Regions from separate parts of the Homo sapiens genome. Here region 1 is linked to region 2. The links are chromatin loops, found by intact Hi-C in ENCODE. Cell type or tissue: heart right ventricle. All regions are shown on one strand. Links, peaks and the distances in the headings refer to the core of each region. The heading gives the core; the rest is flanking DNA.

Region 1 (5,384 bases), core at 250-5,249, 73 kb before region 2:
CTGATCCCCGAAAAGGGGATGTTTCAGTTAGGCCTTGAATGAAGAGACTGCCTGGGGAACTTGCACAGGTAAAGCCTATAGGGTGGAAAGTGTTTACTGTCCAGAGTGACAAAGGGCTTAGGGTGAGCAGAAATGGAGAAGAAGGGTATGATTAGTAAAGTGACATAGGACAAGATTGTAGGTCCAGATTGCAAAAGCCATTTAGCCAGTCACTTCGGGCTTTAGGAATCACAGAGCCATCCAAGATTGGTTTTGTTTTGTATGAATATTTAACAAGCAGCTTAATAATTGGAAACAATGCCAATTAGTTCTCTGTCATCGTTTCCATGTCACGTTTGCAAATTCAGCACACACAGATATGCCATGAGCTATGTCAAAGAAAACCCAAAACATACAAACAGCTCATTTGATCTGAAACTCTAAGCTCTTTTACTCAAAAAATGTTACAGGAAACAAGCTTATAAACGGTGTTTACAGGCAGTGTCATTTGGGAGCTAAAGCATTTCTGTTTTGCTGAAGCTCTTTAAAAAATTTATGGCAAGATCAACATTATAATGCCAATAAAGGGAATTTTAAAAAGGCTGAATAAATAAAGAAATGTAACCACTGGTTAAACACAGGAGGATATGACGAGACTTGAGCTGAAGAATTGTTAGACTAGAAGAGCTTTTAAAAATTTTTAAACGAAAATAATATATGTTCACTGTAAAAAAAAAAAAAGAGGGTGGAGGGGAAGAAACAAAACAATACAAATAGTTTTTTTTCGTTTTTGTTTCTGAGATGGAGCCTTGCTCTGTCACCCAGGTTGGAGTGCAGAGGCGTGATTTTGGCTCATTGCAACCTCTGCCCCCAGGTTCAAGTGATCCTCCCACCTTAGCCTCCTGAGTAGCCGGCATTACAGGGACATGCCACCATGCCAGGCTGATTTTTGTATTTTTAGTAAAGACAGGATTTTACTGTGTTGAGCAGGCTAGTCTTGAACTCCTGACCTCATGTGCTCTGCCCGCCTTGGCCTCCCAAAGTGCTGGTGTGAGCCACTGCACCCGGTCAAAATATTTCTTCTAGTAGTTACCTCCACATCTCTACATAATATGCAAAAACTGTTGTTTCTTGATTTATCAATTGTGGACATTATGTATTGACTGCCAGCCATGACGGATGAGGATTTAACTAATTTTTCACTACATTCCTTTTTCTTTTTTTTTGAGACAGAGTTTCACTCTTGTTTTCCAGGCTAGAGTGCAATGGCAGGATCTCAGCTCACTGCAACCTCTGCCTCCCGGTTTCAAGTGATTCTCCTGCCTCAGCCTCTGCAGTAGCTGGAATTACAGGCATGTACCACCACGTTCGGCTAATTTTGTATTTTTAGTAGAGACAGGGTTTCGCCATGTTGGCCAGGGTGATTTCAAGCTCCTGACCTCAGGTGATCTACCTGCCTTGGCCTCCCAAAGTGCTGGGATTACAGGCGTGAGTCACAGTGCCCGGCCACATTTTTTTTCTCTTCCCTGTCTTCCTGCTATGATTATCTTATTATATATATTTACCTTTGCAATTTTAGGGACAAATTTAGGCTAGAGTTTTACATTTTAGGCTGTTATAAAAGCAACGCTTATGACAGCCCTGGGGAAGGAGGCCAGGTGGCCGCAGGTGGCAGCAATATGGGTGGGTGGCAGGTGAGGAAGGACAAAGCCTTGGGGGCATCCTTCATGTTTCTCTTTCTCGGACAGTCCATGTCCATAGAACCAGATGATTCTCTTGGCTCTGCCTTCAAAATATATCCAATTAGACTGCATCTCTCGATGCCTGCGATGCTTCCATTCCGATCTAAGCCCTGTCTTCTCTTGCCTGCGTTATTGTAATTGCCTTCTGATGGGTCTCCCTGTTTCTGCTATTGCCTCTCTGCCAAAGGAGACATTTAAAATGTAAGTCAGAGCACACCACTTGTATTCTAACCACACACCTCCCCCCCACCGCCCCCATACCTCTCCACTTCAGAGTCAAAGCCAACTCCCTGCTGCCACATCTGGACCACAGCTGCTGCCTGGGTTTCACTGCCAAGACGCTCTTCCTTTCTCCCTCTGTTCCACACTGGCCTGGATGTTTGTTCCTCAACGAAACCAAGCACACTCCCACCTCCGAACCTGCGCATTTTGATCCCTCTGTCTAGAATATTCCGACCCCAGCAATCTGCATGGCTCATTTCCTTTCACCAGCTGCTCTGGAGGGAGTGGCACTAAAGCCAGGAAATGGCAGGTGCAGATCAGCATTTGAGAGAGCTTGACAAGTGGGGTAGGAGGAGAATCGGGCACCAGGGAGGAGGAGGACCCAGCCATGCCTCTAACATGATGGCCTCAGGCCTGATTTTTGGTTAAAGTAGAAGGAGCAATGGGAAAGGGAGAGGCTAGAACCTGAAAAAGAAGGAAAAGTGGACTGGGCACGGTGGCTGATGCCTGTAATCCCCGTGTGTCCAGACTTAGTGGGTGCTTGGTCTCACTGACTTCAAGAATGAAGCCGCGGACCCTCGTGGTGTTACAGTTCTTAAAGGTGATGTGTCCAGAATTCGTTCCTTCTGATGTTTGGATACGTTCGGAGTGTCTTCCTTCTAGTGGGTTTGTGATCTCGCTGGTTTCAGGAGTGAAGTCGCAGACCTTCACAGTGAGTGTTTACAGCTCTAAAGGCAGCACATCCATAGTTGTTCATTTCTCATGGTGGGTTCATGGTCTCGCTGGCTTCAAGAGTGAAGCTGCAGACCTTGGCAGTGAGTGTTACAGCTCGTAAAGGTAGTGCAGACCCAAAGACTGAGCAGCAGCAAGATTTTTTGCAAAGAGCCAAAGAACAAAGCTTCTACAGCGTGGAATACGACCTGAGCAGGTAGCCACTACTGGCTCGGGCAGCTGCTGCTGGCTGCTTTTATTCCCTTATCTAGCCCCACCCACATCCTGCTGATTGGTCCATTTTACAGAGAACTCATTGGTCTGTTTTACAGAGAGCTGGTTGGTCTGTTTTGACAGGGTGCTGATTGGTGCGTTTACAATCCCTGAGCTAGACACAAAAGTTCTCCAAGTCCCGCTAGATTAGCTAGGCACAGAGCACTGATTGGTGCATTCACAAACCCTGAGCTAGACACAGGGTGCTGATTGGTGCATTTACAATCCTTGAGCTAGACACAGAGTGCTGATTGGTGTATTTACAATCCCTTAGCTAGACATAAAGGTTCTCGAAGTCCCCACTACACTCAGGAGCCCAGCTGGCTTCACCCAGTGGATCCCGCACCAGGGCCACCAGTGGAGCTGCCCACTAGTCCCGCGCCTAGCCTGCGCCCACACTCCTCAGCCCTTGGGCGGTGGATGGGACCGGGTGCCGTGGAGCAGGGAGCGGAGCTTGTCGGGGAGGCTCGGCCACGCAGGAGCCCACGTGGGGAGGCAGCTGAGGCTTGGTGAGAATTTGAGCGCAATGTCGGCCGGCGGGCACTCCTGGGGCACCCGTCGCACCCTCCACAGCTGCTGGCCTGAGTGCTACGCCCCTTACCACCCGGGGCCGGTGGCGCTGGCCAGCAGCTCCGAGTGCCGGCCCGCTGAGCCCACGCCTACCTGGAACTCGCGCTGGCCAGCAAGCGCCGCACGCAGCCTCGGTTCCTGCCCGTGCCTCTCCCTCCACACCTCCCCGCAAGCTCAGGGAGCCGGCTCTGGCCTCGGCCAGCCCAGAGAGGGGCCTCCACAGCGCAGTGGTGGGCTGAAGGGCTCCTCGAGCATGGCCAGAGCGGACACCAAGGCCGAGGAGGCTCTGAGAGCAAACGAGGGATACGAGGGCTGCCAGGGCTGCCAACACGCTGTCACCTCTCACCAGCACTTTGGGAGGCCAAGGCGGGTAGATCACTTGAGGTCAGGAGTTCGAGACCAGCCTGGCCAACATGGTGAAACCCCATCTTTACTAAAAATACAAAAATTAACCGGGTGTAGTGGCACACACCTGTAATCCCAGCTACTCCAGAGGCTGAGGCTGAGGCACGAGAAGAACTTGAACCTGGGAGGAGGAGGTTGCAATGAGTCAAGATTGCACTACACTCCAGCCTGGATGACAGAGCAAGACTCCGTGTCAAAAAGGAAAAAAAAAAAAAAAAAAAAAACCAAAAAGTTAATGGGGGAAGAATGTCCCTAAGGAGGGAGAGGGCGCAAGATGAAAAGGATAAGGGTATGAAACAAAATTAATTAACAAGTTCATGGCTGAGAGCCATACTTTTCTCTACAAAATGGAAGGCAGGGTCCAATCCAAGGGGGCTGGGGCCAACTTAGGGGACAGAGAAGTGATCACGTGGGTTTCAAGCTCATCAGCTGCTGAGGGGTACAGGAGAGGGAGATGACAAGGGGAGTATAAATGGATTTCCCAGGGAGGGATAGCATTAGGAGAAATACCTAATGTAGATGATGGGTTGATGGGTGTGGCAAACCACCATGGCGCATGTATTCGTATGTAACAAACCTGCACATTCCGCACATGTATCCCAGAACTGAAAGTACAGTTAAAAAAAAAAAAAGTGAAAAAAAAAAAGATGATGTTTCCACTGAGGCGCACTAATTGTGAGCGAAGTAGGATCATGGATAAACATCAGCAGGTAGGTTTTGCATTTGCTCAGTGTGAGACAACTATTGTATGCCTACATAGTGCATGGCCTTGTGCTTCCTGATCCATTCTTCGTGATTCCCTTGCTCTATGTGTATGGCAGGTCTTCACCCCTGCAGGTAGTGTTTCCCAGGCTACCTTGTCAGCTAAATCTTGGCAGCATATGGCCCCTATTAAGAACTGGCTGGAGCTTGGAAGGCAGAATAAGGCAAAAAGGCGAGTATTTCTCCCTTTTTTTTCCCTGTGCTTTAAGTGTGGTTTCCATCAGCAGCTACTTCTCTTCCATGACTCCAGGTTCCTCCACGCAGTTCCGGGTTGTCCTCATTTATTCCCGTCCAGTAACTCTGCCTTCTGCTTTTCCCCCTGTAGTGAAAGAATGGCAAAAACATCTCCTCTTACCTGAGGCTTATGAGCTCTTCTAACATCTGCATAAACGACTTCATAAATTAAATTATCTCTATTTCAAATTTTAAAAAAAGGATTTCCCTGAATGCTGAGTGACCCAGCAAAACTGGAGTTGAATTTGAAGTCTCCACATTTGTGCTTGTATGATGTATGCTTTTCCCCTAGCAGTGCTTGGCAGTATGTTGTAATAATAACAACAACAATAATGATAACTAACATTTAATAGAGGATTATTATTTTCCCTATTTAAAAAATGAGGAAACTGAGGCACAGAGAGGTTACATAGTCAGTGAGTAGTCAGTGTTACTCAGGGTTCTCCAGAGAAACAACGGAACCAATAGGATATTCATTCATTCATT
Region 2 (5,384 bases), core at 224-5,223:
ATGGTGGATAAATGAACACAATAATACCATATTCAACTAAATACACACACAAATGAGCACAAGTAAAACAGGGGAAATCTGAATAATATCAGTGGATTAATGTCAAGGTCTAAATTTAAAAATTAGCTGGATGCATTTGCCTGCATCTGTAATCCCAGCTACTCAGGAGGCTAAGGCAGGAGGATCGTTTGATCCCAGGAGTTTGAGGCTACAGGGAGCTATGATAGCATCACTGCACTCCAGACTCGGCAACAGAGCAAGACCCTGTCTCAAAAAAAAAAAAAAAAAAAAGGTCAATATCCTGGTTGTGATACAATAGTTTTCCAAGATGTCACCACTGGGAGAAATTGGGTAAAGGATACATGGGCTCTCCTTGTATTATGTCGTACAATTGCATGTGAATCTACAAATTACTCAAAATAGCAAATTGAATTAACAAAAAGAAAAATGGGTCAGGTACAGTGGCTGACGCCTGTAATCCTAGCACTTTGGGAGGCCGAGGTAGGCGGATCACTTGAGGTCAAGAGTTTAAGACCAGCCTGGCCAATAAGGCAAAATCCCGTTGCCATCAAAAATACAAAAATTAGCTGGGTGTGGTGGCGGGGCCTGTAATCCCAGCTACTTGGGAGGTTGAGGCATGAGAATCACTTGAACCCTGGGGGTAGAGGTTGCAGTGAACTGGGATCACACCACTGCACTCCAGCCCAGGTGACAGACTGAGACTCTGTCTCAAAAAAATTCATAATAAAAATATAAAAGAAAAATGCATTGGCATATAAAGATGTCCACAATATACGGTTTTGTGAAAAAATTAGGTTGCAAAGCAGAATATACTCTATGAATTATTTTTGTAATTTTGTATGTCTATATTAATGGTTACATATAAAATCTGGAAGGTTATGCTGAAATGATAACAGTCAATTCTTCAGGGTGACAAGATTGTGGGTAACTTTAATTGTAACTTTCTTTTATTTCCTTGAGTGTTCTATTGTTTTTTCTACTGGACACATGGACTCAAGGGGTGGAAATAAGTAAACCTTTTAAAAGAGAGAATAAAATGCTGTTGGGTAGTTCATAGAATTGCTGAGATGTCTGGAGAAAGGGAAAAGTGGAGACAAGCAAAAAAAGAGGCTGACCAGTAGAAATCTCTGGCCATATCCTCTCAAAAATGGTCTAGTTAGGGTACTGCTGCTGCTACCCCAGCAGTAGATGCAGCTTGCCATCAACACCACCAGCAATGGACTCTGAAAGACCCCATTCTTCGTGCTACCACTTGCCTTTGGAATGTTAATCTTGCTGCAGCTGCCACTGCCATGCAGACAAACACACACACACAGCCACAAAGACACACACACACACTGCCACACAGACACACACACACACACTGCCTCCCCCCACCACACACACAAACAGTGGTGGGTGGAGACTCTCTGTAGTCCTTGCTTCCTTGTGTCTTTTGCTCCTGATTCAAAGACCAGAGCAGGTGCACAGACAATTCCTAACATTTTCAGGACTTAGAGCAAGAGCACAATTGAAGGCCAAACTACTGTATGCTTAAACATTTAGAAGTTATAAACCAAACCTAGGAAACTATTACATAAAATATATTCTATAATATGCCTTCAGAACATCCTGAAAGGCCCAGTTCAAATGAAGGTGATGGCAGAGGGAGAGCCAGCCTGGTAGGTGGCTCAACCCCTTTCTCTTTCCACCACTGACTCGTTCTCCACTTTAAGTTGCCTTATACACAGGCATGTAAGCATCCAAGCACCATCCACACACTACCCCCATCCTGTCCCTGCAAACAGTCACTTCGTGGCCACCCTTTGAGCCTCAGGATATGCATGCAGTCCACCCTCTAAATAATGGATTTGGGGAGGAGACTGTACAGGCTTGGAAATGAATTGAAGCTGTTTGACCAGATATTCCAGGATCCAGGATACCTGGAATGTGGTCTATAAGGTGGGCAGGGGGGGTCATAGATGAACACATCTCCTGGCCCTGTGGACTCCTCACCCCATGGGAAGGGACACAGCCAGAGTCTGGATTTCCCTAGCTGCAAGGGAGTCCAGGAAAGTGAAATCTGACACTTTTCAGCTTAAGGTTTTGCCTGCCACCAAGACTTAGTGTAGGGAATTGCATAAACATAGGAAAGGTGCTCAAAGCTGAGCAGCTTAAAAGAACAAATGTCCACTATGATATTATCCAATTGTCGGCTCAGAAATTCATAGATTGATGATGATGACAATGCTATTGATCACAATAAAGGCTAATCTTTTTTGAACATTCACTTCTATCAGGCAGCATGCAAATCTCTTTACACTTTTTACTCTCATGACAACTCTAAGACATAGTCCCTTTTGTTATTGCCACCCCCAACAGAGATAAGAAAACCGAGATGGTAAGAGGTTAGATCACTTAGTCAAGGTCACTTGGGTAGCAAGTAGCACAGACAGGCTTGAATACAAGTACGCCTGGTTCCAGGAACTCCAAGGTTTACCTCTACACTGGACATCCTCTAGAGAGTAGGCTGGTAGAGATCACCTCCAAATCAACATATATGTTAGCAGCTATCTGCCTTAACTATAGAAAACCTGACCAATGCTGCCTACAAATGTTTGATTCTGAACCAGAAAACCCATTAGGATGAGTTCACTGGATGGTGAAAACATCCTAGGGTGCTCTGTAAGCTGAGTTCAATGATACTTTAACACTGTTAGCCTGCTACCCTCTCCTCTCACCAGCCTTCTTTAGGACCAAGGATTCACAGAGGTTGAAGTTGCAGAGATAGGACTGAGAAATCCCAGTAGAAACTGAAAAAAACATGGTGAGTGACTGGGAGGTGAACATGTGTTACCCTTGTGGTGGAGAGAAGGCAGGCATTCTCTGGTCTCTTTCTTTTCTTCTCCCCCTCTCCACACCCCAAGTGTAGGATTAGGGTGGGATGCTTTTAGGGATTATTAATAAAGAACAGATTTTTCAGTTTTGCGGGAAGATGATAAGAGATGGGAGAACCTTTCATAGCTGAGGCATTTTAGAGGAATTTAGTTTGGGGGCACTTGAGCAGAGTGGTTGAGGGGAGGGTGAGGTAAGCCAGGTTCTGCTGGGGATACTGGCATTACCTTGCTGCTTAAGGATAGATCCTAGGCAAAAGTTTCCCAAAGCTGTCTTCCCATTGGAATCACCTGGTGCACTTTTTAGAAATACAGCTTTTGAGCTGCGATTCAGACCTACCAAGTTGGAATCTCTCAGGGAGATTTATTGGTCAATAGATGGTTAGCCTGGTTTAAAGGAAAAAGGATCCAAAATCATATTCAAGCTTACTTTTGGGTCCAGCTAAGATAGGAAAAGAGGCATATAAAGGCTCTCACTAGAAATAAAAGCAAACATTGGGCTAGAGCAATGTTTCTCCAAGTGTGGGGTGTTTACGAGTACCAAGATAATATTAGGCATCACACAGCCATCAATTCACAAAGAAAGTTCTTCTTTTACAAACCTCTTTCAGTCCTTCTGATTACATCAAGAACTATCAGTCTGGTGCTAAAATGTCTTTAACGCCTCTCTTGCTTATTCCTCTTCTAAACAAAGAGAAAGCAAATCTCAAATTCAGCTTCTGGCAGATAACAGGATCTAAAGCATGTTATAACATTGTGTTGTGTGTATTGAATGTGTGGTTTTTTTAAATTATACTTTAAGTTCTGAGATACATGTGTGAAAGTGTTTTTAAAGATTTTATTTCTTGATTACTTTTTAATTGTCACATAATAATTGTACATATTTATGGGATACAATGTGATGTTTTGATACATGTGCACCTTGTGTAATAATCAAATCAGGGTGTTTAGCATGTCCATCACTTCATACATTTATCATTTCTTTGTGGTGAGAACATTCAAGTCTTCTCTTCTGGCTATTTTGAAATATGCAATACAATATTGTTAACCATGCTCATCCTACTGTGGAACAGAACATTAGAACTTATTTTTTCTATTTAATGTAACTTTGCATGCATTGAGCAATCCCTCTTTATCCCACTTCTCCCCTTCCCTTCCCTGGTGACCATTATTCTACTCCCTACATCTATGTGATCAATTTCTGTAGATTCTACCTGTGAGTGAGATCATGCTGTATTTGTCTTTCTGTGCTTGGATTATTTCACCTAACATGATGTCCTCCAGGTTTATCCATGTTGCTGCAAATGACAGGGTTTCATTCCTTTTATGGATGAGTAGTATTCCATTATGCATATATACCACATTTTCTTTATCCATGAATTCATTGCTGGACACTTAGGTTGATTCCATATCTTGAATATTATGAATAGTACCATGCTCCTAGTTATTGGGAGAATTAATATTGTAAGAATGTCTATACTACTGTAGTGATCTACAGATTTAGTGCAGTCCCTATCAAAATACCAATGACATTCTTCACAAAAATAAAAAAAAACTTAAAATTCATATGGAACAACAAAAGACCTCAAATAATCAAAGCATTCTCGAGCAAAAAGATCAAAGCTGGCAGCCTCACACTACCTGACTTCAAATTATATTTCAAAGCTATGATAGCCAAAATAGCATGGTACTGACATAAAGATAGACACATCGACCAGTGGAGCAGAATAGAGAACACAGAAAAAAATCCGCCAACTTACAGCCAGCTGACTTTTGAGAAAGGTACCAAAAACACAAAATGGAGAAAAGGCAGCCTCTTTAATAAACGGTTCTGAGAAAACTGTATTCACATTCAGAAGAATGAGGCTAGACCACTATCTCTCAACATGTACAAAAATCAACTCAACATGAATTAAAGACTTAAATGTAAGACCTGAAACAATAAAACTCCTGGAAGAAAACATAAGAGAAATGCTTCATGGCTGGTCCGGGCAAAGATTTTTTAGTGACCTCAAAAGCACAGTAATGAAAGCAAAAATAGACAAATGAGATAACCCCAACCAAAAAGCTTCTTCACAGCAAAGGAAATAATCAACAGAGTGAAGAGGCAACTTAGATAATGGTAGAAAATATTTGCAAACTATGGATCTGACAAGGGATTAATATCCAGAATATATAAGAAATTCAAATGACTCAGTAGAAAAAGAATCTGATTAAAAATGGACAAAAGATCTGAATAGACATTTCCCAAAAGAATGCATACAAATGGTCAACAGGTATTTGAAAAAAATGCTTAACATCACTAATCATCAGGGGAATGCAAATCAAAACCACAATGAGATACCATCTCACACCTGTTAGAATGACTATCATCGAAAAGACAATAAAAATGCTGGTATGGATGTGGAGAAAGAGGAGCACTTATATACTCTGGGTGAGAGTGTAAATTGGTACTGCCATTATAGAAAACATATAGAAAAGTATACAGAA

The links. A loop is a pair of places that touch in the nucleus more often than their neighbours do. Peaks named below come from ENCODE experiments on the same cell type or tissue, not always from the same donor. Only the 100,000 strongest peaks of a DNase experiment are listed, where the experiment ranks them.
Region 1: it touches region 2 in a loop (2.3-fold over the local background); 4 of 110 quality-filtered maps call a loop at or near these places.

Annotation. Positions count from the first base shown.
Region 1 is chr16:22,719,674-22,725,057 of GRCh38, forward strand. No RefSeq gene overlaps it. Among named protein-coding and RNA genes, the nearest start is that of HS3ST2, 92 kb to the right of the region's middle. In heart right ventricle, for the core only: no CTCF peak of the experiment used is centred there; a DNase peak (open chromatin) is centred at 2,168.
Region 2 is chr16:22,792,516-22,797,899 of GRCh38, forward strand. No RefSeq gene overlaps it. Among named protein-coding and RNA genes, the nearest start is that of HS3ST2, 19 kb to the right of the region's middle. In heart right ventricle, for the core only: no CTCF peak of the experiment used is centred there; no DNase peak of the experiment used is centred there.